Linked DNA regions of Homo sapiens: region 1 is linked to region 2. Evidence: chromatin loops called from intact Hi-C (ENCODE). Cell type or tissue: ovary. All regions are shown on one strand. Links, peaks and the distances in the headings refer to the core of each region. The heading gives the core; the rest is flanking DNA. Region 1 overlaps WWP2 (WW domain containing E3 ubiquitin protein ligase 2). Region 2 holds the start of MIR140 (microRNA 140).

What was found. A loop is a pair of places that touch in the nucleus more often than their neighbours do. Peaks named below come from ENCODE experiments on the same cell type or tissue, not always from the same donor. Only the 100,000 strongest peaks of a DNase experiment are listed, where the experiment ranks them.
Region 1: it touches region 2 in a loop (5-fold over the local background); 9 of 110 quality-filtered maps call a loop at or near these places.

Annotation. Positions count from the first base shown.
Region 1 is chr16:69,844,129-69,853,933 of GRCh38, reverse strand. The region is part of intron 6 of WWP2 (WW domain containing E3 ubiquitin protein ligase 2); the gene reads right to left. Among named protein-coding and RNA genes, the nearest start is that of MIR140, 84 kb to the left of the region's middle. In ovary, for the core only: no CTCF peak of the experiment used is centred there; a DNase peak (open chromatin) is centred at 4,683; H3K27ac peaks cover 941 bases.
Region 2 is chr16:69,926,674-69,935,797 of GRCh38, reverse strand. It overlaps WWP2 (WW domain containing E3 ubiquitin protein ligase 2), which reads right to left. Exons shown (of 24, transcript NM_001270454.2): 12 at 6,269-6,350; 13 at 5,540-5,668; 14 at 4,571-4,646; 15 at 4,218-4,289; 16 at 3,908-3,996; 17 at 1,669-1,828. MIR140 (microRNA 140) reads right to left here and starts at 2,717; the gene lies at 2,618-2,717. RefSeq lists silencers at 1,946-2,136, 5,338-5,495. In ovary, for the core only: a CTCF peak has its summit at 5,408 (motif pointing right); DNase peaks (open chromatin) are centred at 5,494, 6,561, 8,207, 8,547 and 1 weaker place; H3K27ac peaks cover 1,457 bases.

The DNA of each region.
Region 1 (9,805 bases), core at 1,027-9,026, 82 kb after region 2:
TTCCATAAACCCTGCTGAACACCAAAGCCGACCACCATGGGAGATGTGGTTTTAAAGTGACATCTTCATTAGCTCCCCGCCTCTTGCGTCTCTTGTCTCCATGAATGACAGCACAGTAGAGGAATCTGGGAGTACCCCCCTCCCTCCTTACCCTTCACCTTGTCTCATTAGCCAGCCATGCAGTCCTGCTTAATTACACCTCCTAGGTATTTCTCTTGTCTCCTCTCTATTCGCTACTGCCCAAGGCTAGTCATCAATTGTAACCTCACCAGTTCCTGCAACAGTCCTCTTCGTCAGTCCCTGAGTCTGGTCTCAGCCCCACTGTATCAGACATTCCCACCCTCTTCTATCCCATATGCCCGCCCTGACGCACTGCAGGGCCTAGAAGACTTCCAGACCCTCCTGCAGATAGGCTCTGGGTGTGATTTAGGTTGCACCAATGAGAAGTTCTTGCAGAAAGGTTGGAAAGCAGAAGGAAGGCAGAAGCCATTTGTCCTGTGGTGGTGGTGACTGGCAGGGGCTCCAGCAGACACCATGCCTCATCGCCTGCACACCCACTTCAAATACATAAAGCGGTTGCAAGGGCACAGTAGTTTCTTGGCATGTGAACTGGAGCTGCAAGCCTGTGAGCCTGTAACCAAAGACCTCAGGGAGACCCCTCACTCCTATTGCATCAGCCCATCCAGTGACTTTTATAAGCATCTAATTCCCCATATTAAATCCTTTTCTGCTCAAAATACCTAGAGTGTTTTCTGTTTCCTGCAATGAACCCCAACTGATATAGCTCCGAATTCATCCATTAGACTACTTTCCTGAATAATTTACCGCAGAAATAGCCTTACCATTGCCTTGCTCAAAATCCACTGGTTCCCTGTCTCCAAAGAATAAAATCTACAGTCCTCAGTAAAACACAAAAGACCCTTTGTGAACTGCTCTTGCCTTCAAACCATCTCCTACAGCCAGGGACTGGCAAACTTTCTGCAAAGAGCCAAATCGTAAATCTTTTAGGTTTTGCTGACCATAAGATCTCTGTTCTAACTACTTAACATACCATCGTAGCATGAAAGTAGCCACAGACAATATGAAAATAAATGAGTATGGCCATATAAAAATAAAACTGTATTTCCAAAAACAGGTGGTAAAGAGAATGAGAAGACAAGCCGCAGACTGGGAGAAAATATTGGCAAAACATATATCTGATAAAGAACTGCTATCCAAAATATACAAAAAATGCTTAAAACTCAACAATAAGAACATGAACAACCAGATTTTTAAAATGGGCAAAGGACCTGAACAGACACCCTGCCAAAGAAGATATACAGATGGAATATAAGCATATGAAAAGACTCTCCATATCATAGGCCGGGCAAGGCAGCTCATGCCTGTAATCCCAGCACTTTGGGAGGCCGAGGTGGGCGGATCACCTGAGGTCAGGAGTTCGAGACCAACCTGGCCAACATGGTGAAACCCAGTTTCTACTTAAAATACAAAAAAATTAGCTGGGCGTGGTGGCAGGTGCCACCCAGCTACTCAGGAGGCTGAGGCAGGAGAATCACTTGAACCTAGGAGGTGGAGGGTGCAGTAAGCCGAGATCACACCATTGCACTCCAGCCTGGACAACAGAGTGAGGCTCTTTCTCAAAAAAAAAAAGAGACTCTCCACATCATATATCATCCAGGAAATGCAAATTAAAGTGAGATATCACTAGATACCCATTAGAATAGCCAAAATCCAGAAAATGGACTACATCAAACCTGGTGAAGATGTGGAGCAACAGGAACTCTCACTCACTGCTGGTGGCAATGCAAACTGGTGCAGCCGTTTTGGAAAACAGTTTAGCAGTTTCTTACAAAACTAAGCATACTTTTACCATATGACCCAGCAATCATGTTCCTTTGTATTTACCCAAGCAAGTTAAAAACTTTGTTTTGTTTTGTTTTGTTTTGTTTTAGCTGGAATCTCGCTGCTCTGTCGCCAGGCTGGAGTGCAGTGGCGTGATCTCAGCTCACTGCAAACTCCACCCCCCAGATTTAAGCTATTCTCCTGCCTCAGCCTCCCGAGTAGCTGGGACTCCAGGAGCGCACTACCACGCCCAGCTAATTTTTTTTTGTATTTTTACTAGAGATGGGGTTTCACTATGTTGGCCAGGATGGTCTGGATCTCTTGACCTTGCGATATGCCTGCCTCGGCCTCCCACAGTGCTAGGATTACAGGCATGAGCCACCGTTCCCGACCGAGTTGAAAACTTTTATCTGCACAGAAACCTGCACACTAATGTTTATGGCAGCTTTATTATTCATCATTGCCAAAACTTGGAAGCAACCAGTAAATGAATGAATAAACTGTGGAGGAGGAATGTAAAAGTGAATGGATAAACTGTGGTACATGCAGACAATGAAATATTATTCAGTACCCAAAATATCAAGCCATGAGAAGACGTGAAAGAAACGTAAATCCCAATTACTAAGTGAAAGAAGCCAATCTGACAAGGCTATATACTCTATGATCCAGCTATACGACATTCTGGAAATGGCAAAACTATGCAGACAATAAAATATCAGTGGTTACAATGGGCTGGGGACGGGAGGGAGAGATGAATAGATGAAGCACAGGGCAGTGAAACTACTCTGTATGACAGAGTAATGGTGGATACATGTGAGGGCCAAGGCACGTGGATCACTTGAGTCCAGGAGTTCAAGACCAGCCTGGCCAACATGGGGAAACCTCATCTCTACTAAAAATACAAAAAAAAAAAATTAGCTGGGCATGGTGGTGAATGCTTGTAATCCCAGCTACTCAGGAGGCTGAGGCATGAGACTCACTTGAACCTGGGAGGCAGAGGTTGCAGTAAGCTGAGATTGAGCCACTGCACTCCAGCCAGTGGAATGACAGAGCGAGACTCTGTCCAAAAAAAAAAAAAAAAAATTAAAGAGTGAAACCTAATATACATTTTGGACTTTGAGTGACAATGATGTGTCAATGCAGGCTCATCATTCTAACAAATGTACCACTCTGGTGGGGGATGTTGATAGTGGGGAAGAGAGTATATATGTTTGGGGGAACCTAAAAGTGCTCTAAAAAAAACACGGCAGATTTCACCCAGCAAAAACAAACAAACAAACAAGAACACCAACAAAAAAGCAGATGGCAGGCTGGATTCAGCCTGCAAACCCTAGTTTGCTACGCTATCATCCCTAATATCTTACATGTCAACATTTCTAAATGACTTTTATTTCCTCAAATACATCAAGTTCTCTTACTCCTCCTTGCCTTCACTCATGCTGTACCCTCTGCCTGCAGTGACATCCCTGAACCCCACTTCGTCGGTCTGGCAAACTCCTTCAAAATACTGCTCAAATGTGGGAGGTCTTCCCCAAATCTCCCAGGCATATCTAGGTAATGTCCCACTACATTCCTCTTGCATGTGTACATACCATCACCATGGATCCATCACACTAGACTCTAACTCATCCATGCATCTGTCTCCTACTAGAGACACTCCCTGATGTCAGGGACCCTGACTTTTCATCATTTTTTTTTTTTTTTTGAGATGGAGTCTCAGTCTGTTGCCCAGGCTGGAGTGCAGTGGTGTGATCTCGGCTCACTGCAAGCTCCACCTCCTGGGTTCACACCATTCTCCTGCCTCAGCCTCCCGAGTAGCTGGGACTACAGGCGCACACCACCACGCCCGGCTAATTTTTTTGTATTTTTAGTAGGGACGGGGTTTCACCGTGTTAGCCAGGATGGTCTCAATCTCCTGACCTCATGATCTGCCCACCTTGGCCTCCCAAAGTGCTGGGATTACAGGCGTGAGCCACTGCGCCCGGCCGACTTTTCATCTTTTAATCACCACGACAGCTCAGAGCCTGGCATTCATGTATATCAAGTGAATATTGCCTTCAACGGCAGAGATTTGCCTTCCTTCCTCCTAGTTTATAACCAGCTTTCTGGCGCATGCCACATCTGGCATTATAAACATCTCTCTAGGCTCATACAGAGTAAATGCCAAATAAATATCTATGCAATAAATAAATGTATAATAAGGTACCATGTATCATTTTAATTGATGCAAAATAAACCAATGTATAAATGAGTGTGTAATTAATCTCCATGATTTTTTTTTTAAGAGACAGGGTCTCCCTATGTTGTCCAGGCTGGAGTGCAGTGGCACGATCATAACTCACTGCAGCCTCAAACTCCTGGCCTCAAGCGATCCTTCTGCCTCAGCCTCCCAAAGAGCTGGGACTCAGGCATACAGCCACCATGCCCAGCCATGATTACTTTTCAACGTCTGGCTTGGAGAATGCAGTGGGACCCTTGACCACTGTCTCAATCCTATTCCATATTTACCAACTGCTCAGAAGAAAGCCCTGCCTACAAGCAGGGACTTTGAGCAGGGACTATGTCTTAATTATAACTGAATGAATGAATGAATGAATGAATGAATGAATAAATAAATAAATAAATAACACTTATTCCATTGTCTTCCCCAGCAACAGAAATGAGGCAATACCCAGATTTTAAGCATAAGCTACTGCATGGGAGGACTTTCCTGCTGACAGGGCAACATCTCTAAATAACTGCAGTTCCCAATCAAGCAGCCTTTAGTCACCTCAGTGGAAGGAGGGGTGGCAACCGCCAGCCAACAATGACTGTGAGAATGGCCTAGTGCCCAAGGCTCAGCTCCTATCCACCCTCCACCCCTCCTCCCTGCTAGCTCTGCTTCCCAATTCTCCCCCGGCCCTCCCAGGACTTCCTGAAGTGTTCACAGTGGACTCACACCCGCCTGAGTTTATTTTTCTTTCCTTTCTGGGATAGGCTGTCTGCAGACACAGTTGATGATCTATTTAGAGCTCACCGGAGACGGTTAGGCTTTATAAGTCTCCGAGATTACAGATCTTTTAAATCTTCAGAGGCCGTTAATGCCAAGGCAAGGGAGCCAATAAATCTGATATGTTTTCATCAAAGCAGGACAAAAAAAGAAGAGTAAAGGAGTGAGAAAGAAAACTATCTAAGAGGCTCTGAAACTTTTCCATGTAAAAAAATCACTGGGAAAGACATCTTAAAATGCAGATTGTGACCAACACTGGCCACTACTGACAGCTGATGAGGGCCACAGGCAAATCCAAGGTCCCCAGGCCTACATGCACACACAAACACACACATACACACTCTCTCATGTGCGTTCACATGCATTCTTAAACAAAATAGCTTAAATACATATACACATAAGAAAGGAAAATAAATTGTTGAAGGCTCTATATATAGCTTCTTTTTTTTTTTTTTTTTTTTTTTTAGCAACAGCATCTAGCTCTGTTGCCCAGGCTGGATTGCAGGGTCTCCATCTTGGCTCACTATAGCCTCAAATTCCTGGGCTCAAGCAATCCTCCCAACTCAGCCTCCCAAAGTGCTGGGATTACAGGCATGAGCCACTGCACCTAGCTATTGACACTTCGCTTCTTGTTTGTTTGTTTTTTTTTTTTGAGATGGAGCTTTGCTCTTGTTGACCAGGCTGGAGTGCAATGGCACGATCTGGGCTCACCACAACCTCCACTTCCCAGATTCAAGTGATTCTCCTGCCTCAGCTCCCCACGTAGCCGGGATTACAGGCATGCGCCACCACGCCTGGCTAACTTTGTATTTTTAGAAGAGATGGGGTTTCTCCATGTTGGTCAGGCTGGTCTTGAACTTCCGACCTCAGGTGATCCACTCACCTCAGCCTCCCAAAGCGCTGGGATTACACCCAGCCTGCACGCTGAGCCACTGCGCCCAGCTGACAGCTTCTTAACTAAGATCCCTTATGTTAATCCCTATTAATGAAAAATTTTATGAATCAAAAAGCAAATTAAATGCATTCTTCTCATTTTGTTGTTGTTGTTCCATTTCCCTGTATGACTATGGAAATTTTACTGAGATTCTAGACAGAGGAGCCAGTTATTCAAGCCAGAGGAAGTCGTGAGGTGCTAGGAGGAGCAGCTCCACTCACAGACAGTCCTGTGGGCTTCATTCCAACTTGACTCCCTGCTATGGTTTGGATGCAGTTTGTCCCCACCAAAATTCATGTTGAAATTTGATTCCCAATGTGGCAGAGTTGGGAGGTGAGACCTAGTGGGAGGTGTTTAGGTCATGGGGGTGGATCCCTCATGAATAAATTAATGTCCTCTCATGGGGGTGAGTGAGTTCTCTCTGTTGGGAACCTGCAAGAATGGGTTATTAAAAAGAGCCTGGCCAGGCGCGGTGGCTCACAGCTGTAATCCCAGCACTTTAGGAGGCCGAGGCGGGCAGATCACCTGAGGTCGGGAGTTCGAGACCAGCCTGACCAACATGGAGAAACCCCATCTCTACTAAAAATACAAAATTAGTCAGGCATGGTGGCGCATGCCTGTAATCCCAGCTACTCAGGGGCTGAGGCAGGAGAATAGCTTGAACCTGGGAGAGAGAAGTTGCAGTGAGCTGAGTTTGCACCATTGCAGTCCACCCTGGGCAACAAGAGTGAAACTCCATCTCAAAAAAATTAAAAAAAAAAAAAATAAGAAAAATAAATAAAAAGGCAGGGCATGGTGGCTCATGCCTGTAATCCCAGCACTTTGGGAGGCCAAGGTGCGTGGATCGCCTGAAGTCAGGAGTTTGAGACCAGCCTGACCAATATGGTGAAACCCCGTCTCTACTAAAAATGCAAAAATTAGTCGGGCATGGTGGCATGTGCCTGTAGTCCCAGCTACTCTGGAGGATGAGACAGGAGAATTGCTTGAACCTGGGAGGCAGAGTTTATAGTGAGCCGAGATCGTGGCACTGCACTCCAGCCTGGGCGACAGAGCAAGACTCCATCTCAAATTTAAAAATAAATAAATAAATAATAAAAAGAGCCTGGCAGCAGGTGTAGGGCCTGGCACACACCTGTAGTCCCAGCTACTTGGGAGGCTAAAGCAAGAGGATCCCTGGAGCCCAGGATTTTGAGGCTGCAGTGAGCTGTGGGTGAGCCACTGCACTCTAGCCAGGGTGACAGAGCAAGACTCTAAATATATATTTCGTTTAAAGAAGAATAAAATAATGAACACTTGGGAGCCACCACCCAGGCAAAGAAACAACATGACCAGTATCTTAGAAACTTTCTCTGTACTCTTTTCTCATTACACCTGTCTGCCTCCTCCCAAGATAACCTCCTGAATTCAGGATTCATTATTCCCATTCTTTTTTCTTTTTTTTTTTTTCTTGAGACAGAGTCTCACTCCATCACTCAGCTGGAGTGCAGTGGCGCAATCTCGGCTCACTGCAACCTCCACCTCGGGGGTTCAAGTGATTCTCCTACCTCAGCCTCCCGAATAGCAGGGATTACAGGTGCACGCCACCATGCCAAGCTAATTTTTATATTTTTAGTAGAGAAGAAGTTTCGCCATGTTGGCCAGGCTGGTCTTGAACTCCTGACCTCAAGTGATCCATCCGCCTCGACCTCCCCAAAATGCTGGGATTACAGGCGTGAGCCACCACACCCAGCCCCATCCATTTTTTATAGTTTTACTGCCTCTGAAGGTATCCATACAACATGTATTGTTTGGCTTTGCATTTTTCAACTTTCTACGTATGACATCCTACTATGGTACTGTTTTCTATGACCTGCTTCTCTTGTTCAACATTATGTTTCTAAGATTCCACCATATGGATATAACCATTTTTCACCCATTTTTACTGTGAGACAGTATTCCATTATAAGAGTGTATGACAATTTATGATATAACTCTTTCTTTACATAATCAGACCTCTGATTCCATATTAACACAGTCTGTGGGCAAACAAATGTATGCCGCATGAATTGCTGGTGGCAGTCCCATGCTGGCTTCCATGTGCCAGACCAGATAAGTATTCTTTTTTTTTTTTTTTTTTTTTGAGATGGAGTCTGGCTCTGTCACCCAGGCTGGAGTGCAGTGGCTAGATCTCAGCTCACTGCAACCTCCGCCTCCCAGGTTCAGGCAATTCTCCTGCCTCAGCCTTCTGAGTAGCTGGGATTATAGGCACACACCACCATGCCTGGCTAATTTTTGTACTTTTAGTAGAGACAGGGTTTCACCATGTTGGCCAGCCTGGTCTCAAACTCCTGACCTCAAGTGATCTGCCCGCCTCAGCCTCCCAAAGTGCTGGGATTACAGGCATGAGCCACCACGCCCAGGCTTCATCTGATTATTCTTGAAGAAGAGGCAAGATCCCACTAAGAAATGGAGCTGTGAGACCTTGCTTAGCAAGCAAGTGGTGCTCTGCGGGATGAGCTTGGACGAATGAACCCCTCAGATAAAACCCTTTCACAGTTCCAGTTCTACAGCTTTACCAAGCAGAGGAAAGAAGGAGAGGAAAGGGTTGCTTTGACATCGCAGTCTTCACCTTCATGGGCAGGTCAGAGCACCTTTGTTTGATCACAGTGAATAGCACCCAAGTCCAAGAAAAACCTACCCTTCAGACAGCAAAAGCTAAATATTTAGTCTGGGAGACAGCAGGCAGAAGCCCATCATTCTCTCTGCCCCCAGAAAGCAAGGACAGCAAAGGACTGCCCTTGATCCCAAAGGTCTGATTCATCACCTCCCAACTACAGTCCTTGATGTAAACGCACCGGTAATGCCTCACTTCCCAGGCTTAGCAGGGAAGGGGGGTAGGCATGCACAAACGAGTCTCCAGATACAAAGAAAACCCACTGCCACTTCCACCGAGTGCTCCCGTTGTGTAAGGCCCTCTGACTGACATGCCTCATCTCAGTTCATTCCCACAATAACCCTGTGAGACAGGTGATACCCCCACTTTACACCTGAAAAAAACTGGGGATCCGAGAGGTTTTGTGACTTATCCAAAATCATATAGCAAGTAAATGACAGGCCAGGATTCGATCTGCATCTCCTGATTCCAAAGCCCTACACCTTTATCCAATAGACTCCTTGGCCACCGCCTACAGTCATAAGCATGTGTGCACAGTGACCTTCATACCTGCAACAGCAAAGTGGAAAGGGGGCTTTTAAGGAGGCAAAGAGACAGCCTTTGGATAATATTTGCAAAAATATTTCCTGCTGAATGGCAACAGGTTCCATGTGAGTGCAGAATGAATAGTTACTTAGATGGCAGAGGCCAGGGAAAACTCAGATGCTACACGTAGTAAAAGCCTGCAGCAGCTAACAGACTGCAGAGGACTCCGATAAGGCTTACACTATCGGAAGGTACCTTGCTCACCAGTAACTAACTAGCACTGAATGTCTACCACGTGTGATGGGCCAAAATGCATCCGATTTCCTGTTGCAGCCTGGCTGCTGCAACACCGATGACCTGGTGTCATTCTCAACACCAATGACAACAAACGAGGTTTAACAGGATCTCTGAATTTCAAGGTCGATCAACTAGAGGAATTCAGAGACCAGTAAATAGGTCAAGAATTTAGATCCAAACTTGTTAATAGCTGAATCTGACTTTGAGCCCCAAATTAAGTTATATGGGTGTGTTTGAGACAAACTTTCCAACTCAGCTAAAAGACTAAGATGTAGTTACTAGCACCAAAGCTGAGAAGGCATCACTCTCTAAAGAGTGAAATACTCAAGTATTCCTTCCTCTCTAAAAGAGTGAAATGCTCAAGTATTCCTCGCCCACCGCTGTTCTAGCTTAAGAAATTGTTTCCTCCAGTTCCAGGTGCCCATCATGGCTTTGTTGACACAAGATTTGCCAGTTACACTGTCATTCATCACCCCGTGAGACCCAACTATTGTAAGTCACCTACCGAGACACGGAAAACATGACTGGTCTTTGGGAGTGAGGCAACGCCTTTACAGTGACTTGG
Region 2 (9,124 bases), core at 1,104-9,103:
CCAGCTCTCAGATGCTCGGTATCAAACTCTGCTACCGCTACCCGCCTTCCTTCCCTGACAGAACTACAGCAGCAGCTGCCTCGGACGCAGCGGGAGGGCCTCAGGAGTAAACAACGCCTTTATCCTGACTTGTACCTACAGAGGGACTCCCACCCTGCCCTGCAGACCGCAAGGACTGGGCAGAGCCAGCTGGTGCGGGAACCCACGTCCGGGCCCGCATCTGCCCCGCACGCTGGCCGGCTGGCTCCTGGCCTAGCAAAGGTCTGCCCCACGCTCACAGAAAAGGCTTGCTCTGAACAGCTGCAGGTGGCAGCCCTGATTCACTGGCGCTCAGGGTGGGTGGCAAAGGCAGCCAAAAATAATGCAGACACCGCCGACAGCGAGAGCTGGCGGCCAATGGTGAGTAATAGTCTAGGGTTTTACCGGTCTGTCCTGCTGGCTGCTGGGCCAGGCGGGTCTCTAGACCTGGGAAGAATGTGCCCATTTCCAGAGCCCAGCACCTTGGCCAAGAACTCCTCGACGATGGGAAGGGCCGGCCATATTTAGTCACAGGCTCATGGGGCGCTTGGGTCCTCCTAAGAGGGGAGCCGGGTGGGACACTCAGGAAGGCAGGGGAAGAAGCGAAGGAAAGGAGAATTGAAACATCTCCAGCTATGCATGTGGCTCCCGCGCTGTGCCTCCCACGGGCTCCGCTTCTCAATCCGGGTTCTCCACGCTCCCAGGACCCTCAACGGGGCACGTGGCAGGACCTCCCTTTCCATATTCACATTGTGTCCCTCTTTCCAGTTAAATACAGACGCTGGGACGCCCCTCCCCAGAACTGGCTCACTTTCTGACAGATGTCCCTACACCCTGCACCAGCCAGTCTACTGTTCACCAGGAGGCAGCGTGGCGTGAACGGCAGCGCCCATGGACTGGCGCGCCCTCTCTGGGCTCTACCCTTCGCCCCCATAGAGCTGGTAACCTAAAAATGTAAAAAGCTGGAGATAGTTCTGGAGAAACCAGAGCTTTCTCAGTGGCTGCCCTGTAGGTACTGAAGAGTTTCCATGTTGCTTTGCATAGGACTTGTCAAGAGGGGGCCCAGGGTCTCTGGGCCACAGACTTTACGTTTTGTTCTACACTAGTGTTGATTCCAAATGCCCTTCCAGAAGGCTTAGTGTCTCAGTGGGACATTCCCAAATGCCGTGACAGTGTCACCTCCCAGAGACAGGCAGCAGGTGGGCAGCTATGGTTTCACCTGGCCCTGTCATCCCAAGGCCCTCAACAGAGCACATATTTAATGTTCAGTAAAGTCTGTGGCCCAGCGACCCTGGGCTCCCTCTTGACAAGTCCTGTACAAAGCAACATGGAAACTCTTCACTACCTACAGGGCAGCCACTGAGAAAGCTCTGGTTTCTCCAGAACTCTCTCTAGCTTCTTGCATTTTTAGGTTACGAGCTCTATGGGGGCAAAGGGTGGAGCCCCGAGAGGGTGAGCCAGTCCACGGGGGCTGCCGTTCACGCCACGCTGCCTCCTGGTGAACAGGCCCAGGGCCTCCTCCAATGCTGCCCCTTCCTGGAGGTCTCAGAGAAAGAGCAGATTCCCCTGGTGCCCCTGGCACACTTCACCAGGAGAGGGAAGAGGAGGGAGAGGAGGAGGGAACTAGGCAGACCCCTGGGGCCCCCTTACCATGGCGATGAATCTGCCTATAAAGCGAAAGTAGGTGAGGTGGTCCGGGTTGATGGAGGAGGCGGGGTTGATCTGCAGGCAGTAATTGTTCTTTCCGGCATATTCAAATAAACAATACATAGGGTTGAGCACCTCATGAGACAGGAGGAAAAACCACTCTCTGTGAGGGAAGAGACAGAAAAGACAAGAATAATGGGTCCCTTCGTGCACATCTGCACAGGAGCTGTGTCTCTTCACCATCGTGTCTCAGGTTAGTATGGGGACACGTGTCCCAGGGAGTCGAGCCCTGTGACAAGCACCCGGGCTAACCTATATGAACAGCTGGTCAGTGAACAGGGCAGGCTCAGACCTACAGTGAACCAGGGCGGCAACTGCATTTGAGGATGATATTTGGGAAAACGTGTGATTGTCGGCTCCCAGGTGATGTGTTCCAAGACTTTACATCACAATATCCAGAGCTTCTAATGGTAAAGGGGGTCCTTGTACCCTGGGTCACCATGCTCAGTTGCCTAGGCTGTGCACTGCACAAGGGCACGATGCATGTTTATTACAATAATTTTTCTGCAAAGGTTCTGTTTGAATAGTAACTACCCTGTTTCCACTCTACCTGGGCGGGCAACATAACGTAAATACACAGCAACACATTTCCAACCCCGATCCATGACAATGTAATCCATGCTGCCTTCAGATGAGAAACCTCATGCCCACCAGCTATGCAACACTCTTGCACTTTGCCCTCCCTTCACCCCCAGACCCCAACACCATCCCCGTTCCCACACTTCCACGCATTCATCTGAACCAACACCCGTGCCCTGGGTGCGAGCCTCAGGCATGAATTCAGAGTCCTTTTGGGCTTGAGCTAAACCAGCAAGGGGATGTCCCAAGGGGGCCAGTCCCCAGCTGCTGGGCTGTTTGTGGCTGGGCAGACGAGGAGTCCGTCGACGCAGAGGGTGCCCCGGTATCCTGTCCGTGGTTCTACCCTGTGGTAGAACAGCATGACGTAACCTACCATAGGGTAAAACCACTGGCAGGACACAGAGAGAGACACACACAGGGCGCGGCCACACCAGAAGCCCACCAAGCAGAGCCTGGAGAGGAGGTCACCACGGAAAAAAGGAACATCCATCCACGGGGCCAGCGCAGAAGGCAACGCCACCACCGAACAGAGGACCAGAAGCAAGTTAACCCAACACCAAGCGGGAAGACATGCCCACACCGGGAGAGGTCTCGAGCGGAGAGGTCGCTGCGGGCCACAGCGCTCTCTCTCTCTGCCGGGGCCCTTCTGCCCTGCTGTCCAAGGCAGCATTTCCCAGAGGGCCTGTTAACTTTTATGGGTGGACCAGGGTGAAGGCAAGACAATGCTTTGGACTCTTTTTAGGGTGACATAAGCCGTTACAGTTTTACTGACCCCAGGCATGTGACATGCAGTTGAGCCCTGCTCAAGGCCCTGTGGATCGTGACACAGCTTATCCACACGGGGACACCTGACTTCACCTGCCCTGGCTGCCTTAAGAGGAGGGGATCCCAGGGTCAACTCTAATGGATGACCACATGGCCCCTATATTCAACTGCCCAGATGCTGCTGGCCTGGTTGTTAAAGTACAGAAACATGACACATTGGTAGATAACAGAGCCATTGTACTGAGCTCTCGCCCCTCCCAGGAGTCCTCCGTCGCCTCATGACCCAGTAACTAAAGGCTTAATGTCCAGCCCAGTGGGGCACCCCAGGCCCCTGTTCCAGGCCCAATGGACTGGCCACATGGATTCACGTATTTTGTTTTTTTGTTTGTTTTGTTTTTGAGATGGAGTTTCGCTCTTGTTGCCCAGGATGGAGTGCAATGGCACGATCTCGGCTCACTGCAACCTCCTGCCTCCCAGGTTCAAGCGATTCTCCCGCCTCAGCCTCCCCAGGAGCTGGGATTACAGGCATGCACCACCACGCCCAGCTAATTGTGTATTTTTAATAGAGACGGGGTTTCTCCATGTTGGTCAGGCTGGTCTCGAACCCCCGACCTCAGGTGATCCACCTGCCTCAGCCTCCCAAAGTGCTGGGATTATAGGCGTGAGCCACCGCGCCTGGCGGGTTCACGTATTTTGAATGCCACACTGTGCCCATTCCTGAAGATGCATGAGAGCTTTGGGAGGGAATGTGAGCAGGGGGCAGGCAGCTTTCTGGCCATTGATGCTGTAGCCTGGGGAAGCGGGGTACAGGGCAGCCTTCCGGGGCACTCAAGCTCACCTGGCGATGCCCCCATAGTCCAGGCCCTCCTCGCCACGCATGATGATGTAGAGCCGGCGGCGCAGGTCATAGGGTTTCATGTTCATGATCTGGGAAGACAGAGCATCGGGCCAGCCTGCCACTCTCCCTTCCACAGCAGGCAGGGGCGGGAGGGACAGGGGACTCTAAGGCCCAATATCCAGCAGACACAGTCACCAAGACTCACGCCCTGGAAAGTCTGCAGTGTGGGTTTAACAGGCCACGCGATAGGAGATGGGGTGCTGGGAGGAGGGCGTCGGCCTGCCACTGGTTTCGGGCACCATGATCTAACCTGTTGGAAGGAATCTTCGAAAAGCGTCTGCCTGGAAACGCTGATCTTCACGTGGCTAGGTAGGGCATTTGACTGAAAAAAAAAAAAGAAAAGAACTTTAAATCGAGCCTCAAGTGGTCATCTGTTCTCCTGTCTGTATGAACAGGCATTCCCCAGCCTGCTGGGCCAGGAGGCAATAGCATGTGCCCTAGGAATGAAAACTAGCTTCCTAGAGACAGCCAGCTCCGGGTTAGACAAGTGTCTTGCGCCCGCCTAAGACACAAACATTCCGATACCTGCTGCTGTGCCGGGAACTCACACTGAAATAACTCAATAACCCCAACTGCCACGGGAGCCCCAGTACCAGAACTCACATGGCAGAGGAAACGGAACTGGTGATACTTCCACCGAAAACTGCGGTCATAAGCACCAGGGGAACCTTGCTTCGTCCTAGGAAGAGCAAAGATGTTCAGGGGTTCATGCGATTTCTCAGAAAATGAACAATTTGTCTTTGTCAGCCCTAAGGAAAGCTGGTGCTATGTTAATTTAAAGATTAGTAATGTAAGGTGAGGAAGTGACTGTCATTAAGATCCTTGAAGAATAAAAAAGAAAATCTAGAAATAAAGCCAGACTTCTTGCTTTTAGAGAAATAACTCTAGTGTCATTCGGAATAAACAGGATAGTCCCTTCCTCCCCATCCCATCTTATTTATTTGTTTGTTCGTTTTCTAGAGACGGGGTCTTGCTCTGTCACCCAGGCTGCAGTGCAGTGGTGTGATCATGGCTCACTGCGGCCTCGAATTCCTGGTCTTAAGCGATCCTCCCGCTTTAGCTTTCCAAGTAGCTAGGACTACAGGAGTGTGCTACCACACCGAGCTAATTTTAAATGTATTATTATTTTTTAGAAACAGGGACTCACTCTGTCACCTGAGCTGGAGTGCAGTGGTGCCATCATAGCTCACTGCAGCCTCAAACTCCTGAGCTCAAGGGATCCTCCCACCTCAGCCTCCTATGTAGCTGGGACTACAGGCATGCACCACCACATCCAGCTAATTTTTAATTTTTTTTTGTAGAGATGGGGTCTTGCCATTTTTCTCAGCCTGGTTAATCTTTTTTATTGTTGTGGAGACACGGTCTCGCTATGTTGTCCAGGCTGGTCTCAAACTCCTGGGCTCAAGCTATCCTCCCATCCCCTTTAATATGACATCAACATTGGCCACTAGAGGGCAGTAAGGGCAGTAGAACGCACCACAGGGGCCACCCAAAGTGGGCCTCCCAGAGCCAGAACAAGGACAGCCTGGGCCTCGGCTCCTGACACTGCTGCTACCTGCACAAAGTCCTTACCCCGACTCAAACCCCGGGCGAGGATCCTTAAAGGTGGTGGTGCGGGTATTGTGGTCCACAAAGTATCGCACCCCCTCGCTGGTGTATTTCATCTCCCATCCTGGGGGCAGAGCTGGTTCCTGGATCATCCTGGAAACACGGGAAGAAAAGGGTGAAGGGCTGGCCCCACCTTCTGGACCTTGGTGGTTGGAGGCTGGGTCCTCAAAGTGTGGCTTTGTCTCTGCAGAGCCCATGAGGGACTTTGAGGACATGCACCCAAGAAGCATGACCCAAGTCGTGAGAACAGTTCTGCAGCACGGAGAGGTCACTTATTATCTCATGGCCAAAAACCCAGCCCTGCATGGATGGCATTGGACTGAGCAGCCACCAGCAATCCTGAGGCACCCTGTGCCCCAGCACAGCTTCACTTGGGGGTGTTGGGAGACCAGGATGCCCTCAACCTTTTTGCAATCCAATTATCAGCAGCCAGCACAATCAGTATGGAGACCAGCAACACCCGCCAGCCGGGCCGCCCTCCATCCACCAGGAAGGTCTATTTAAGAAACCCCTTTTAAGCTCTCATCAGGCCAACAGTGTATCTGTACGGTGAGAGTCTCAAGACACTTGTGTGTGGCTAAAGGTCCCTGACATCAGCCCTCTGGGACGATGCAGTCCAAAGCCACCTGCCCAGTGCTGGAGCTGCACAGAGACCCAGCCCAGCCCGGCCCCCCTCTCAGCCCAAGTCCTTACCCCTGGGTCCGGGGATCCTCCCACTGGGTCGTGCGAGTGTTATGGTTCACGTAATACACCCGTCCATTGTCCTGTCTCTTCTCTGCCACATGAGAAGAAAGAAAGAACATCAGATTCAAACACGGAGAGCCGGTGTCCTTTCCCTGAGGTTCCCACCTCCTGGGTGCTGGGTCTGAGTTTATCTCCCTGTTGTCAGCCTGTTAGAGAAGAACCAGCCAAAGCCAAGCTCACTCACACTTGTCACTGGGAAAGGGACAAAGAGGGTCCTTCCTTGTTGGTGGTGGGGGGCGGGGGTGACATACTTCCAACTCGAGATGAAGCACTTCTTTGGTTGATTGGTCGGAGGGAGGGGGTGGTGTGGCCACCCAGAGGGAGCAGCACAGCTCAAACCAGAGGCATAATTGCTCCCAGCTGTGTGCAGCATGGAAGCCGGGCAGTCCCTAACCCGCCAGGCCCCCCACCCAAGTCCCTCACAGCTGATCCCTGGTCCTGGGACCCTCTGCACTGCATGCAGCTAACCTGGGCGCCTCTGTCCTACAGGGCGTGGTCCTTATGGAGTGGCTGCATTTCCCTCGCACCTCTCTGATCAGTGCTCTGCACCCTGCGCCCCTGTACCCTCCAAGTTCTCCCTCTTCTCCCACTTACAGGCTAAGTCTTGTTCTAAAACTCTCATACCCTGGCACGCCTCTTTCTTGCTTATAAGCAAATAAATGATATCTGGGGCTGAGGACACTTACACTGCCCAGCCTCTTCTTAGACTTGTATCTTTTTTTTCTTTTTTATATAAAGACAGGGTCTCGCTATGTTGTCCTGGCTGGTCTCGAACTCCTGGCCTCAAGTGATCCTCCCGCCTCAGCCTCCCAAAGTACTGGGATTACAGGCAATAAGCCACCGTGCCTGGCCTGCCTATCCTGTTCTTAGGCCTAAGTATGTGCTTTGAGACAGGGGAATGTTCATGGAGTGGGGCTGGGGAACAAATACACTTTTCCTCTGCTCTGAACAATCTCTGTTCTCTTGCCCTTTACTGATATACTGATAAGGGCTCTGGGGTCCCCAAGGGAGGAGTCTGTGCTCCAGGGGCAGACCCAACCCTAGCTGGTGATTCTGGACCTTGAGAGGGATTGAAAGGGATAACCTCTCAGCTCCAGGTAGACAGGAGAAAAAAAAAACAAAAAACTAGGGGGTAAAGCTCTTGGCTCAAAAGAGGTCACCTTTCCCAGGAAGTTCCTGAGCCTTCAAATCTGCTTCTCTCCTGAAAACAAATGATGCTAATGGCTCTCCTTTTACAAGACAGGGCAGCATTAAAGAAACAAAAATAATCAGTTCCAGAAGCTACAGGGAACCAGAAAGCTGAAAAAGGAGCAGAACAGGGAAGTGCAACAACCCCCTCCTGACTCCAAGACTCGAGCTGCAGTGCTCCCAACACCAGACCAAGGCCTCAGTCTCCCTCCCACTCTCTGCCTTACCTGGTATCTATGACTCGACTGAAATTTTACAAACAGACATTATTTGTCAATCATACCTCAGTAAAGCTGGAAAAACAAATAAATAAAATAAAAATAAAGACAGGCTGGGCACGGTGGATCACGCCTGTAATCCCAGCACTTTGGGAGGCTGAGGCAGGAGGATCGCTCGAGCCCAGGAGTTCGAGACCAGCCTGGGCAACACAGCGAGACTTCATCTCTATTTTGTAAATAAAAAATAAATAAAAGAAAGCCAAAGGAAAGAAAGAACAGGAGGTGCCCAGAGCTGTTACAGAGCTACCACCACCTCAGAACACACAGAAGGAAGGCTTCCCAAGAGGTTTCCAGGGGAGGGGCTGCTCCCAGCCCCGAAGCTACTGCTTTGAACTAGATCCTCCACGTCTGCCCTGTTAAGGGCCAAAGCCAAGGCTAACCACAGGGCCAGGGGGATCTGTCCAGCGGGCTTGAGGCCTGTGTCGTCATTTCTGGCACTGCTGCTGTGTGGAGGCCTCCCAAGGCCGGCTGGCTGCCTCGCGGCATTCAGTTTCAGTTGGGGGCTGGGAAAGACCCCAGGAACACCTGGCTCGACCTCATTTTAGGACAAAGGGACTCAGACATATTCAGCCACAGGCCCAGGGTCAGGGCTGCCGAGGGCAGATGTGGATCTGAACCCGAGGTGTCCTGAGTCCCACAGCAGTGTGTGGGGAAGATGCGGGGTCTCTCCTGGGGCAGCAGAGAGGGACACCAGCAGGCTGGGTTAGCAAGCTGCCGATCACTCTCACTTGGTCTGGCTGTTCTTCCTGTTCATTCTCGGTGAGCCCTGGGGAGCCGGCCCCAGCCACAGCCCTGGGGCAGCCAACACAGATCCCCAAGGATCTGAGATTCAGAAGGAGCCCTGGCCTTTAGCCAGAATGTTCTTCCTCTTAATTCTAGACTATGACAGTTTTGTGGGTTTTTTTCTGATCGTTCATTAACAGTATCGACTCTGACCACGGCTCCTCCATTTCTATCTCAAATATTTCCACACTTAGCATTCGAGAGCTGTTTTCAAGTCTCCATCAGCTGTGCTTACCTGGTGACCATCACTCAGCAGAACTGGCATGAAAACCCACTTGACTGGGCTACATCACCTGCCTCTACAGAGCCTGAAATACACTAGAAGTCCCCGGCTTCTATGCCACTGGCTACTAAACAGCAGTACAGATTCTTGTTTAATCTGACGCATTTTCCCCTGCCTACTGACGACGCAGGGTCTTCAGAGTTTTACTCTCTCGCATTGGAGTTGCTGCCAATCTCTGAGATACTAATGATCTTTCTTTGGTCCAGGGAGCCATGTGGGGCAGCTATCTGCGTAAGGGATCCCCAAGCTGAACATCAACAAATGTGTGGAAGC